Regions from separate parts of the Homo sapiens genome. Here region 2 is linked to region 1. A link is a contact called in ENCODE Hi-C data. All regions are on one chromosome and are shown on one strand. The core of a region is the stretch at or near the end of the contact, and the rest is flanking DNA. Distances in the headings are between cores, read along the strand shown. Region 1 overlaps RBMS3 (RNA binding motif single stranded interacting protein 3). Region 2 overlaps RBMS3 (RNA binding motif single stranded interacting protein 3).

Evidence for each region. Hi-C counts contacts between places; a loop is a spot of excess contacts on that map. Pooled maps may share reads with other maps.
Region 2: a loop to region 1 is called in a pooled map of posterior vena cava, with 4 times the contacts of the local background. The contact joins two enhancer-like sites. A Hi-C loop is called at or near these places in 1 of 168 maps with a recorded cell type or tissue (chondrocyte), 1 of 37 single-sample maps with no recorded cell type and 5 of 50 pooled maps.

Annotation. Positions count from the first base shown.
Region 1 is chr3:29,381,323-29,387,215 of GRCh38, reverse strand. All of the region lies in intron 1 of RBMS3 (RNA binding motif single stranded interacting protein 3), which reads right to left. Among named protein-coding and RNA genes, the nearest start is that of RBMS3, 100 kb to the right of the region's middle. Within about 2 kb of position 2,440, at least 4 of the 41 ENCODE cell types and tissues checked have a DNase peak (open chromatin) inside an H3K27ac peak, as active enhancers do.
Region 2 is chr3:29,680,295-29,686,187 of GRCh38, reverse strand. All of the region lies in intron 4 of RBMS3 (RNA binding motif single stranded interacting protein 3), which reads right to left. Among named protein-coding and RNA genes, the nearest start is that of RBMS3-AS2, 40 kb to the right of the region's middle. Within about 2 kb of position 2,332, at least 3 of the 41 ENCODE cell types and tissues checked have a DNase peak (open chromatin) inside an H3K27ac peak, as active enhancers do.

The sequences.
Region 1 (5,893 bases), core at 1,191-3,690:
CAGGTGAGAAGTCAACCATAGTGATACAAATTTGAGGATCATCATGATATAGGTGATATTTAAAGAAGCAAATTTATATATGCTCCTTAAAGAAATGAGTGAAGATAAAGATATCCAGAGATCCAAGGACTAAGCGCCAGAATCCCCTAGAATTGAAATAAGGGAAATCAAGCTGGCGAGATTGAGAAGGGGTAACCGGTAAGCAATGAGGGACACAAGAGAAGACTGTCTCACAATCCAAGTTTTAAGAAAGAAGAGTTGATCAAGGGTATCAAATGTTACCAAGATTTTAAAGTAAAATGAAAAATGGGAATGGTCCATTGGATCTGGCAACATAAAGATCTTTGATGACGTTGACAAAAATCATTTTGCTCGAGTAGTGGAGATGAAAACATGATTGAAGTGGCTTTAGGAGAGAACAGGAAGAAAGGAAGTGGAAACAGTGAGTAGAGACTTCTCGTTTACTGAGTTTGCTTTAAAATGGGGTGGAGATTAGGCAGTCACTGAAAATGAAATGGAGCCAAGAGCTTTTTTTCTCTTAAGATGGGAAGCATTGCAGCATGTCTGTATGCTGGTAGAAATAATTCAGTTGAAAAGGAAAAACATAACTGATGTTTCAGGAGAGCAACAATTGCTGCTTTGTATACAGAAGAGGTATGTGATCCAGTGCACAAGTAGAAGAGATGATCTTTGCTACGAAGGACCCTCATGATTCATCCACAGTAACATGAAAGAAAGAAGAGTATAAGGATATACATGTTGGTAGTATGGAAGGGTTGGGAGGTGTTATAGTGGGATCATTTTGAAGTTCTCTTTCCATTGATTCTCTGTTTTTAATGAAATAGTAAAGTTAACAGCTGGAATAAATATTGAAAGGCAGAAAGGAGAGAAAATGTACAAAATAGTCATCATTATGGAATGGGAGAATAAATAGACTAGAAAAATATAATAGGTTGCGTGGCAGCACCGAGAACCCACTTAAGGTAAGCGAGTGGTCATGCTGTTAAAATGAGACTGTTAAGCAGGATAGAGTGTTTTTCTCCAGCTCTGTTCAGGTGTGTACATGCAGGTAAAACAAAAGTCAATTGGATATACCATAATTAGGATTTTACCAGAGTCATTTAAAGAAAGAAGAGAGAGGGACAAGCGAGTTTATATAAGCAACGGTATAAGGATACAGACATTGGTAGTTTGGAACAGTTTTTCATGAAATAATGGCTTTTCACGAAATCTAAGCAGAGTATAAAGAGATGCTGGGACATGAGGAAAATGAGCAACAAAGAAAAAATAATAGATGCCATAGTTCATAATGAGATTTAAAGAAAGTGTTGGTATCAGAATGCTCAAAGTGTTGAGCTGCTAAAATAGGAACAAACGACCCAAAAGTAAGATGCCTGAGATAGGAATTATGAAGGGTTTTTAGTAATTGGTAATGAGAGAGTCTAGGATATGTCCTTTGCATGTGTGGCTGAGGCAAAATATGAATAAAATCAATGGAGGAGAAGAAGCCAAAGAATGGAGAGGCCACGGTGCAAAAATTTCCAAGAATATGGCAAGGTCAGTATGGGATACAGTGAATCAAGTAAGGAGAGGTAGTGAGTCACATAGTCCAAAGACCCACGAGACTCATAGAGGGGGGTTGCACAGAAGATGGAATGAGAATGATCTGAAACTACAATAAAGAAGGCCCACTGGCACCAGCAGTTATGCTCCCCCAGTTTGAGGTGGCTTAGAGGAAGTAGTGTCTTCTGGGGTATCCAAGTTTGAATTTGAGTAAAACAGTGAAACCAAAAAATTCAGGAAAATTTGAGGATAAAGGAGATTTTCTGTATGACCGAGTTCCAGAGGGCCCAAGGGAAGGGATTGGTTGTGGGGTCAGAAATGGGAGTGGACAAATCTGTGGGGAGTGCTAACCAGACAGTCCTGGGAGTCCTGCGGTAATAGGATTAGTTGCGAAGGTCTGCTGGGCATTAAAAACAACTGTGGTCACTTTAGCATGTGCTCCAGAATAGCCTGCCAAAACAAACTGGTTAATTTTTCTCTTTAAGGGGTTTGCTTTCTGATCATCTTTCAGAATGGCAAATACTAAACACCATCAGGTAATGCTGGACTAACCACTCACTGAAGAGTATCTACTGTTTAGTCTTTACCTTTTTACCTTCCTGTCACACACAACAGGCAGGAAACAGGGTGTCAAAGATGAGGAGGTTTGTTCGGCAACACATTTCTTTTTTAACCTCAGGAGTTATAAGATCATACATCTCTGCTCCGAAAGCACTGACTTGGACAGCTGGAATTGTGGTGACAAGAAACGTATGTTAATACTTTTTCATTTAACCAGAACAAGGTAATCTGAGCCAACCAAAAAGCATTTCTCTCTTCCCCGCTCACAACACTGAGGAATGTCAGAGGCCCTCAGGGAGTGAGGATGCTTTATGCGGAGTGGCCTGGGAAGGCCGGAAACCACTTATTGGCTTTACCACTCTAAACCTCTGAAACAGTCATGTCTCTTCTCAGACCTTTATATTTAGACTCCAGACATCCTTGAGTCACACTTGCTATATTAATACAGTTAAGGCATCAAATTATCATTATCGGTAGCAAAACTTCTCTCCCTGTTTTACGACACAGGTAGTTTCAATAAAAAGTTTTATACCAGAAAAGAGGAGCTGTGGGCCTCTATTTCACTTCACTACTCTTTTTCAAATCATGTCAGATGTTATTTCCTATGTCTGGAGTCTTTCTGGATTCTTCTTCTTCTTCTTCTTCTTCTTCTTCTTATTATTATTATTATTATTGGTGTATATGTTTACTTCTTAAGCAAGGTTAGAATTCCATCTTCATGTTCAGATTCTCTTCCACTATAATTGTTTTATTTGTTTGTTTGTTTGTTTTTTCCTGAGACAGAGTCTCACTCTGATGCCCAGGCTGGAGTATAGTGGTGCGATCACGGCTCACAGCAGCCTCAACCTCCCGGGTTCAAGAGATCTTCCCACCTCAGCCTCCCTATTAGTTGAGACTATGGGCACATCTCACCATGCCTGGCTAATTTTTGTATTTTTTGTAGATATGCTGTTTCACCATGTTGCCCCAGCTGGTCTTGAACTCCTGGGCTAAAACAATCTACCTGGCTTGGCCTCCCAAAGTGCTGGGATTACAGGCATGAGCCACTGTGCCCAGCTCTCTTCCATTATAATTTCACCATTACCAACCACCTCAGGTAATGGTTTATTTCAAAATTTGGTGAGTAAAGAAATACTTATCGTATAGTTAACATATACTGGTTGCTCACTATGGGCTGAGTACTTCACACTTTGCCTTTTCAATCTTTATAATAATTCTATGAGTTAAATAATAGTATTGCCCACATTTTACAGCTAAAGACACTGAAAACTTACGGTCACTGAAAACTTACGATCCAGGATCATATTGTTAGTAAGTAGAAGAGCAAAAATTTGAACCTGGATAGTCAGAGTCCAGATCGCACATTTTCTTAGCTACTACAACACATTGCCAGGTACTAAGTGAGGTGCCAGGGAATGAAGTTGAATAAGATGAATGACCTAAAAGAGTTCATAAGTTAGTATGGAACTGGATATTTTACACTAACAATATATCCCTATTCCTTGGCTCCCAAGTGTACATCCACATACAACAGTTTGAGTCTGAACCACAATAAACTTAACTAGCCATCTGCATTGATTTTTTTTACCCTTCTTGGCAAATCAATTTACAAGTGTCATGGAAGAAATATTAAGATTACAGAAATAGCTTTCTTCAGCTTTTCTCCCCATCTTCAAGGGGTAAGTAGCATTAGGAAAGACTGATAGCCAAAATATTTGCATTCAATATCAGAGGCAAAATCAAAAAGGACAGCTCTGCATTGTAATTCTTCCTACATAGACAAGTGACGAGAGAAACCAAGCTAGTCTAATCAGAGGAATATTTCCACTCAAGTGTCAATTCTTATGATCAAAAAACATAATTTTTTAACTTATTTATGGATTCACATTGGTAATTGCTATCTTGGAAAAGATCACCTTCCCAGTATAAGTAGTGTCCTTAAAATAAAAGGCATTGTTATTTTAACAGAATACATCATCTATGACCTTGTTGCCCTAGAGGCTGCTTGTGGGGCCTGAAAAGCCAGAGCACAGATGAAGGGTATATTTCCCCAAGTCATGCTCTTTGACAGTTACACCTGACCCATTGAACAAGTGAACAGGTTTTCTCATTTGCTTGTTTGATTTCCTGATCAGAGGCGTCATTCATAATATGTACATACAGATGAGCCTATGAGTATGTGTGGCTTGTTCATTAATCAACCCAGATGTTGTTAATTTGCTTAAATAGGGTTATAAAAAGAAATAGGAGAAAAAATAACAAATCCAGGATGTCTCATCTCTGGATTCTATATTAAAACTGTAAAGAACAACTTTGTTAGTTTAAACGGTGGTAGTATAGAAAGGGGATATAAACGAAAAATAAAATACTGAATTGCCACATATTTAGAGTCTGTGTTAAAATTGGAAAGATGTTAGATGACTTCATAATTTTGGTATTGCTTCTTCAAGTCAAAACAGCGTGTTGCTTCCAGGATTTTGGTGAACACAGCAGTGTGAGTTGCAGTGCTTCGGTGCTCATAGAAGAATTTCAAATACTTCAGAGCATTCGTTTTCATGGAACCCTTCCTCTCCCCCACACATAATGGGCACATTTCTTAAGTGAGGCAATTTAAATACTAAAGCAACAGACAAAACCTTGCAACACCAAAGAGGCAGGAAGTAGTAAGCGTTGAGGAAGAAATCAATACTGCACAAATCCATGCTTTTACATATACATTATTACATATGTGGGAGCATTCATGGCATTGTGTGCTGCAGAATAACTGCTCTCTGCCTCCATTTACTATCCATGAAGCAAACTGCCCAAGGAAGATGTTAGTCTTCTACTGAAGGTAGTTGATGGTTAACTGGAAATGAAATTTTCATTGTTTTTGACTAAGACAACATGGGAACTAAACGTCTTTCAAAAATTCCACATTTTACCTCCATGTTTGCCTTGTTTGTAGAAACATCTGGACTTTGTGAGAATTATAAGCCTTCAGAATGTCTTTATTAGGGGTATGATTCTATTCAAAACTGCAAGGAAATGCCTGTCTACTCACAATATTTACTCAACACTATGATACTGATTTTTCATCAGAAGTTTCCTGATTCCCCAGTTAAGGAAAAAAGAAAGAGATAGACAGGGAAGGAAAGAAAGAGATATACAGGGAAGGAAAGAAAGATAGAAGCTGTTCCTATGCTAGGCCCTGTTTTCTTTCAGGAAAGGAAGAGGAATCTGGTTCGACAGCCAACACAGAATGCCAAACACATGAGGTGATGTTAATAACAATAACAAAAAGACAAAAATGAACTCAGCACTTCCACCCAGGTGCCACATATGTGATGTCTGACCCAGATAGAGTCATTAGCTAAGGGAACAAAATAAACCTCTCTAGTTAAAGCAATAGGGCAGGGGCAGATATGATAAGAGTTAGCATAGTAGATTAAAAGATAAAGATTTCTGAATAATGTGCTGCTGACACTAATTTTCTGCAAAGTGGTAGAAAAAGCACTACTTCAGCTCTTTCTACATTATTTCTTCACTTGAGGATAATTGTGCCATTTTTACATACAAAGATGGCACTGTGAAGCTCTCTTCAGCATCCCCCACCCCTACTTCAGGATAATAACAGTACAGGGATCTATCCAAACCTCAAAACCAACCCCATTTCTGTAGGCTGGTAGGTTACAGCTAGAAGAGTACATTATTACCTTAGTAGAGAAAAAAGGTAGCACATACCATTGGTCCATTTAACACTATGCTCAAGCTTTCTGGACCACTTGAC
Region 2 (5,893 bases), core at 1,083-3,582, 300 kb before region 1:
AAATGAAAACTCAAGGGAAAAGAACTGTTAGCCTACGTTGGCCAGAGAGTCTTGGTATAGAAGCCCTCCTGAATATGTCCTAAAGGCTAGTTGGTACCCACCTTTTAGGCCACCTGTCTAAGGTCAAAAGTGCTTACCATAGTAAAGTGCTTGCCTCCATCTCCAGTAATGAAGATCCAGAGAGGGAAAGCGATGTTGTTACACAACTTTAATTTGGGCCCACTTTGGAAGACTTGTTGGTAAATATGGGAAAACTAACGTTAGAAGTCTTCCTGATTCACCCAGCTGCCAGGCACAGTGATGGTGGTGGCAGCAGTGGTGCAGAAGGTGTGGGGAGAGGTGGGACTAACTGTGACGGAACGTGCATATAAATGACTGGCAGGCAAGGTACTGAAGTTCTTACCAAAGTGATGATGCAGGGATGTCCTAGATATGTCCTAAAAGACTGCATTTCAAGCTCTCAAACAAATATTACATTTTCCTGCTTATTTATGCCTATTTGTTCCAGGTCGAGTCGCACAGTTCCTGCCTATTGTTTAAGCAAGTGATTTCTTTCTAATAAGTATATACCTCTTTGTGTATCTACTTTTCTGCTCTTATCCACACCTGAGGGAAGGAGGAAACCGGAACTTGTTTTGCACCAAGTAATGGCTAAAGAACTGATGTTCTTCCCTTTTTTAGAGGATGGAATGGACTCCCATGGGACAAAAAAAGGTAGAATAGAGCTTAAATAGCAACTTGAGTATCACATCAAATATACAAATGAAAAAACAGAGAAACTAATACAGAACGTATTAAAACTCCCTCTATAAAAAAAATGTTTACCGGGCTGGGCGCTGCAGCTCGCGCCTGTAATGCCAGCACTTTGGGAGGTCGAGGCGGGCGGATCACGAGGTCAGGAGATGGAGACCATCCTGGCTAACATGGTGAAACCCCATCTCTACTAAAAATACAAAAAAAAATTAGCTGGGCGTGGTGGCGGGCGCCTGTAGTCCCAGCTACTCGGGAGGCTGAGGCAGGAGAATGGTGTGAACCCGGGAGGCGGAGCTTGCAGTGAGCCGAGATCGCGCCACTGCACTCCCGCCTGGGTGACAGAGCAAGACTCCGTCTCAAAACAAAACAAAACAAAACAAAGCAAAACAAAAAAATTGTTTACCGGAAACTGTTTTACCCCTGAAAAATATAAAACTTATACTTACACACATACACACATAGTAACAGGAAAATTAAAATCTAAAAAAAGAAACAATAAAACATGCAACATAAACCAAACAGAATTCTGTTTGTGTTCATCAATAAACATACTAAAGGGAAAAAATGTTATCCTTTTCTGTACACAAAGACCATCCTCTTTAGCTCAGTGTATGTGTCTGTGTGTGTGTGTGTGTGTGTGTGTGTGTGTGTGTGTACATAACAAACCTTACATTTTACCTGTTTGAATTTTGTGACATTCAAATTCTGGATAATATGCAATGTTAAAAAATTGGTTTCTGATGGCAAAATAAATAGAAGGGATCAATCATATGTGAAAAGTAAAATTATATCCAAGGACTTATAAGGAAAATTTTTATGTCTATCTATCAAACAATCAGAAAACTAACAAAACAATGCTTTCAGGGAAAAAAACTATTCATTCCATAACTCCCTAAATAAAATTCCATATACAGTTGAATAAGTCCACTAGAGGTTATTTTTTTACCACCACAGTTGGTTTTAATTGATTCCATAAATGATACAGCCATGTGGTAAAACTTCTTATCATATAGATAGGTACATAAAGAAATACACCTTTCCAGAACTGTGTGTTTTTGAAAATCCCACTTATTTTAAAACATTAAAGTCTGTTATAATATGACATTTTATGTTTTTCAGAGTGTCCACAAATAATAAAGACATCAAAAGTAAAAATTTAAATACAGTGACTCTTGTCTTCCTAAAAGTAGGGACTGTGTTTATTTTATTTTTGAATTTTAGTTGATAGGCCTCCCAGTACAACACCATAACTATTAAAATTACTGTTTAGGGTATTATTAATTATATCTCCTGAATGCATTGAGAAAATTCTTTGTAATGCAATAGTCAAAAGAGAAAATGAACTGTACTTATAACATATTGGTGTGAATAATTAATTGGTTTCTCACAAGAATATCCTCTGTGGCTTCTTTTGTTTATTATACTAGTCACACCTTTCCTGGACCAAGCAATTCTATTCTTAAAGAGCTACATAAATCTAGACAGGAAAAAAGATCCTAAATATATGATTGACACCAAAACCAGCAAGCCAGCAGCTCTGGGGATAGTCATTTTACAAAACTGCTTAGTCATTCCTGTCCAGCCCTGTAATGCCCAAGTGTCAGCTGCTGAGAAACCATATCATGAAAAGTTAATTTGGCTCTTAAAGATAACATGCTTTTAAAAAGTGATAAGAAAGAAAAGTTGAGCTGGGTTCAGACAGACTGTCTCTGTTCCCAAGTTCCGAAAATGCACTCCCAGAAATATTTTCTGTCGCCTTATCAGCAGCAACATTCCTTAGCAATCCTGATTAAATAAAATGTTTCTTCCTTCAAGGAGGTGGTGTGTTTGTGTGTGTGTGTGTCTGTGTCCCTATATATTTCTAGCCAGGAGTTAGCATGAGACTGGGTAGAAAGCCAGTGTTATAGGCATGTCTCCTTAAACTTCACACTTTCCTAAAGTTGTTTTTTCTCTTTGCCTTCATCTGAGTCCTCTCTTCCCTCCTCCCCTTTATTCCCCACTGCTATTGTTCAATTTGGCAGCACATTTATGGATGCAATCTTTATGAGACCTGCTATGTGAAATAAACTCACACTCTATTCTCGGCATCCTCCCTTCTCTTGTCTATCCCCCTTGGAAAATGTGATAACCTGTGTTTTTGAAAATACTACTGTCTTGTGTGTACATTTGCTTTGAAAATTGAGTCATTGAAAATGATCTTGAGCAAAGCAACTCACACCTGGGGAACACTGCAGTGAAGAGAAAGATCACATGGAGGCTATGAGGAACCAAACAAATGGTCTTGACATCTGCTGAAGTGTTATGTAGGAAGCCGGGTAGTAAAAAATGAAAGCAAAGCTTGATTTTTCACCCCACCATTCTGCCCCCGACACACTAAGAATAATCTTGACTGACCCAGTATCTATTTGCCTCTCTGAGAAAAGCAGTGAAGTTGAACTGGACATTATTATCCCACAGTAACAGTGATCCAAATACTTAAACACTTAGAATTGTACACTTTGCATAGGAAGAGTAATTCCTAGAGTATATCAGCTTTAAGGCAAATGGTGACACGTTTGCATTCTTAGAATGATAGAATATGCTAGTTTCTGCCAATCTATCTCCTTCTCTCTCTCTCTTTCCTACTTTGTGTATCCAAACCCTACTTGGACAGCCTTTTTGTGAATAGCACTGTTGCAGAGAAACATTAGCTGTTTTAATAGGACACAAAAATGAACCAGAATAGAAATGTTATAGAGTGGTACTCTGTGCCCTTCTGGCCCTTTCAGTTGCCAGGTGCAGCAGTTCGCTCCCCAAACCTACAATGGGAAAGGAATGCCACCCACTCCCTTGCTTTCCAGTTTCAACTCCTGCCTGTGGCAAAAACTGTAAGAAATCTTGGTACTCTTCCACTAAGTATAGACAGGATCCTTCCTAACACAGCACCCCAAGCAGCCAAAAATCATTATCAATGAATCAGAGCTTGTTTAAAAACTAGCATCTAGCCGGGCATGGTGGTTCATGCCTGTCATCCCCGCACTTTGGGAGGCCAAGGCCGGCGGATCATGAGGTCAGGAGACGGAGACCATCCTGGCCAACATGGTGAAACCCGTCTCTACTAAAACAAACAAACAAACAAAAAATTACCTGGACATGGTGGCGTGTGCCTGTAATCCCAGCTACTCAGGAGGCTGAGGCAAGAGAACCACTTGAACCAGGGAGTAGGAGGTTACAGTGAGCCAAGATGGCACCATTGCGCTCCAGCCTGGCATCAGAGCGAGACTCCGACTCAAAACAAACAAACAAACAAACATCTAATTGCCTTCCTGCATCAAGCCATCCTTTCGTAAGATTGGTGAGCACAAAGAAAGTTGTGGATCCATTGAGATGCTATCTCACACCAGTCAGAATGGCTGTTATTAACAAGTCAAAAAATGACAGATGCTGGTGAGGTTGTAGATAAAAAGGAATGCTTTTAAATTGTTGGTGGAAGTGCAAATTTTAGTTCAACCATTGTGGAAGACAGTATGGTGGTTCCTCAAAGACCTAGAGGCAGAAGTACCATTTGCCCAGCAATTTCATTACTGGGTATATACCCAAAGAAATATAAATCATTTTATTATAAAGATACATGCATGCATGTGTTCATTGCAGCACTATTCTCAACAGCAAAGACATGGAATCAACCCAAATGCCCATCAATGATAGACTGGATAAAGAAAATGTGGTACATATACACCATGGAATACTATGCAACCATAAAAAGGAAGAAGATCATGTCCTTTGCAGGGACATGGATGGGGTTGAAAGCCATTATCCTCAGCAAACTAACGCGGGAACAGAAAACCAAACACTGTGTGTTCTCACTTACAAGTGGGAGCTGAATGATTGAACACATGGACACATGGAAGGGGGAACAATACACACTGGGGCCTGTCTGGGGGGATTGTGTGGGGGATGGAGAGCATAAGGAAGACTAGCTAATGGATGCTGGGCTTAATACTTGGGTGATGGGATAATATGTGATCCAAACCACCAGAGCACACATTTACCTACGTAACAAACCTGCACATGCTGCACATGTACCCATTAACTTAAAATAAAAGCTGAAGAAAAAAAAATAAAGTTATAGATCAGTCAGCATGAGGCTATTTACTTATGTTGGAGGTGTTGGTAGGAGAAGAAGCTGATTAGCTTTCTCTTTGTACATTTTTTTCATTCTTACACTAATTTTAATGAAACATTTCATGAAGAACATTTAAGAAATCATTCAGTAAGTGCAGGATATATAGGCCAACAAGTAGGCTGAGCAGAATGTAATTTTCATTAAGAGAGTAGAGAAAGATAGCAGAGAGATGAACATGTCAGCCCCCACAGCTACCCTGTAATGTACTAGTGGACTCTCTTTATTAAATTAAGAAAAGTATCAGAGGTCTAGCAGTATGTATGCATCAATGCAGACATACATACATGAATTAATTTCCAGGGTGACAGCAATGTTATTTCTCCAATAGGGTTTTAAGTTACACAGGTAAATACATTTGGTAAAGCTCATTAAACAGCATACTTAAGATTCCTGTATTTCATTGTATTGAAATTCCATCCTAAAAGAGGAAAAATAGAAACATTGAACTCTAGTTGATGATATACATGCTGAATGTTTAGAAGTGAAGTGTACTGATACCTGTAATAGATGCCTTATTGAAAAAAATAGGATGAATGAAAGAGTGACGGGCATATAATAAAACAAGAATAGTAAAAGGTTCATTGTAGAGTTAAGGCAGTGAGCTCACTGTAAACTCCTTTTCATCTTTGATTGTATTTGGGAATTTTATAATAAAATGTTAGGGAAATTTTACAATATATGCCTATCTCTTCATGAAACTCTTGTGGTCTGTCTTTCTCTTGCTTTCTTCTAATTAAAATCAAGAAATATTTCAGTCACTGTTTGCACCAAGTGAAATTAGATAGAATGACTTGTTACTGGAAAGTCTTGATTTTCTTTTTCATAAAGAAGCGTTAGGAAATGCCAACAAAACTCTACTCAGAGGAGAAAAACACGCACTATTTTGCTTAGAACTCGCTATGCTCATCACATCCAGAGCAAGAGAGAATAGAATGGGACCCAAGTTAATGTATCTTAACCCAGCACTTCTGTTAG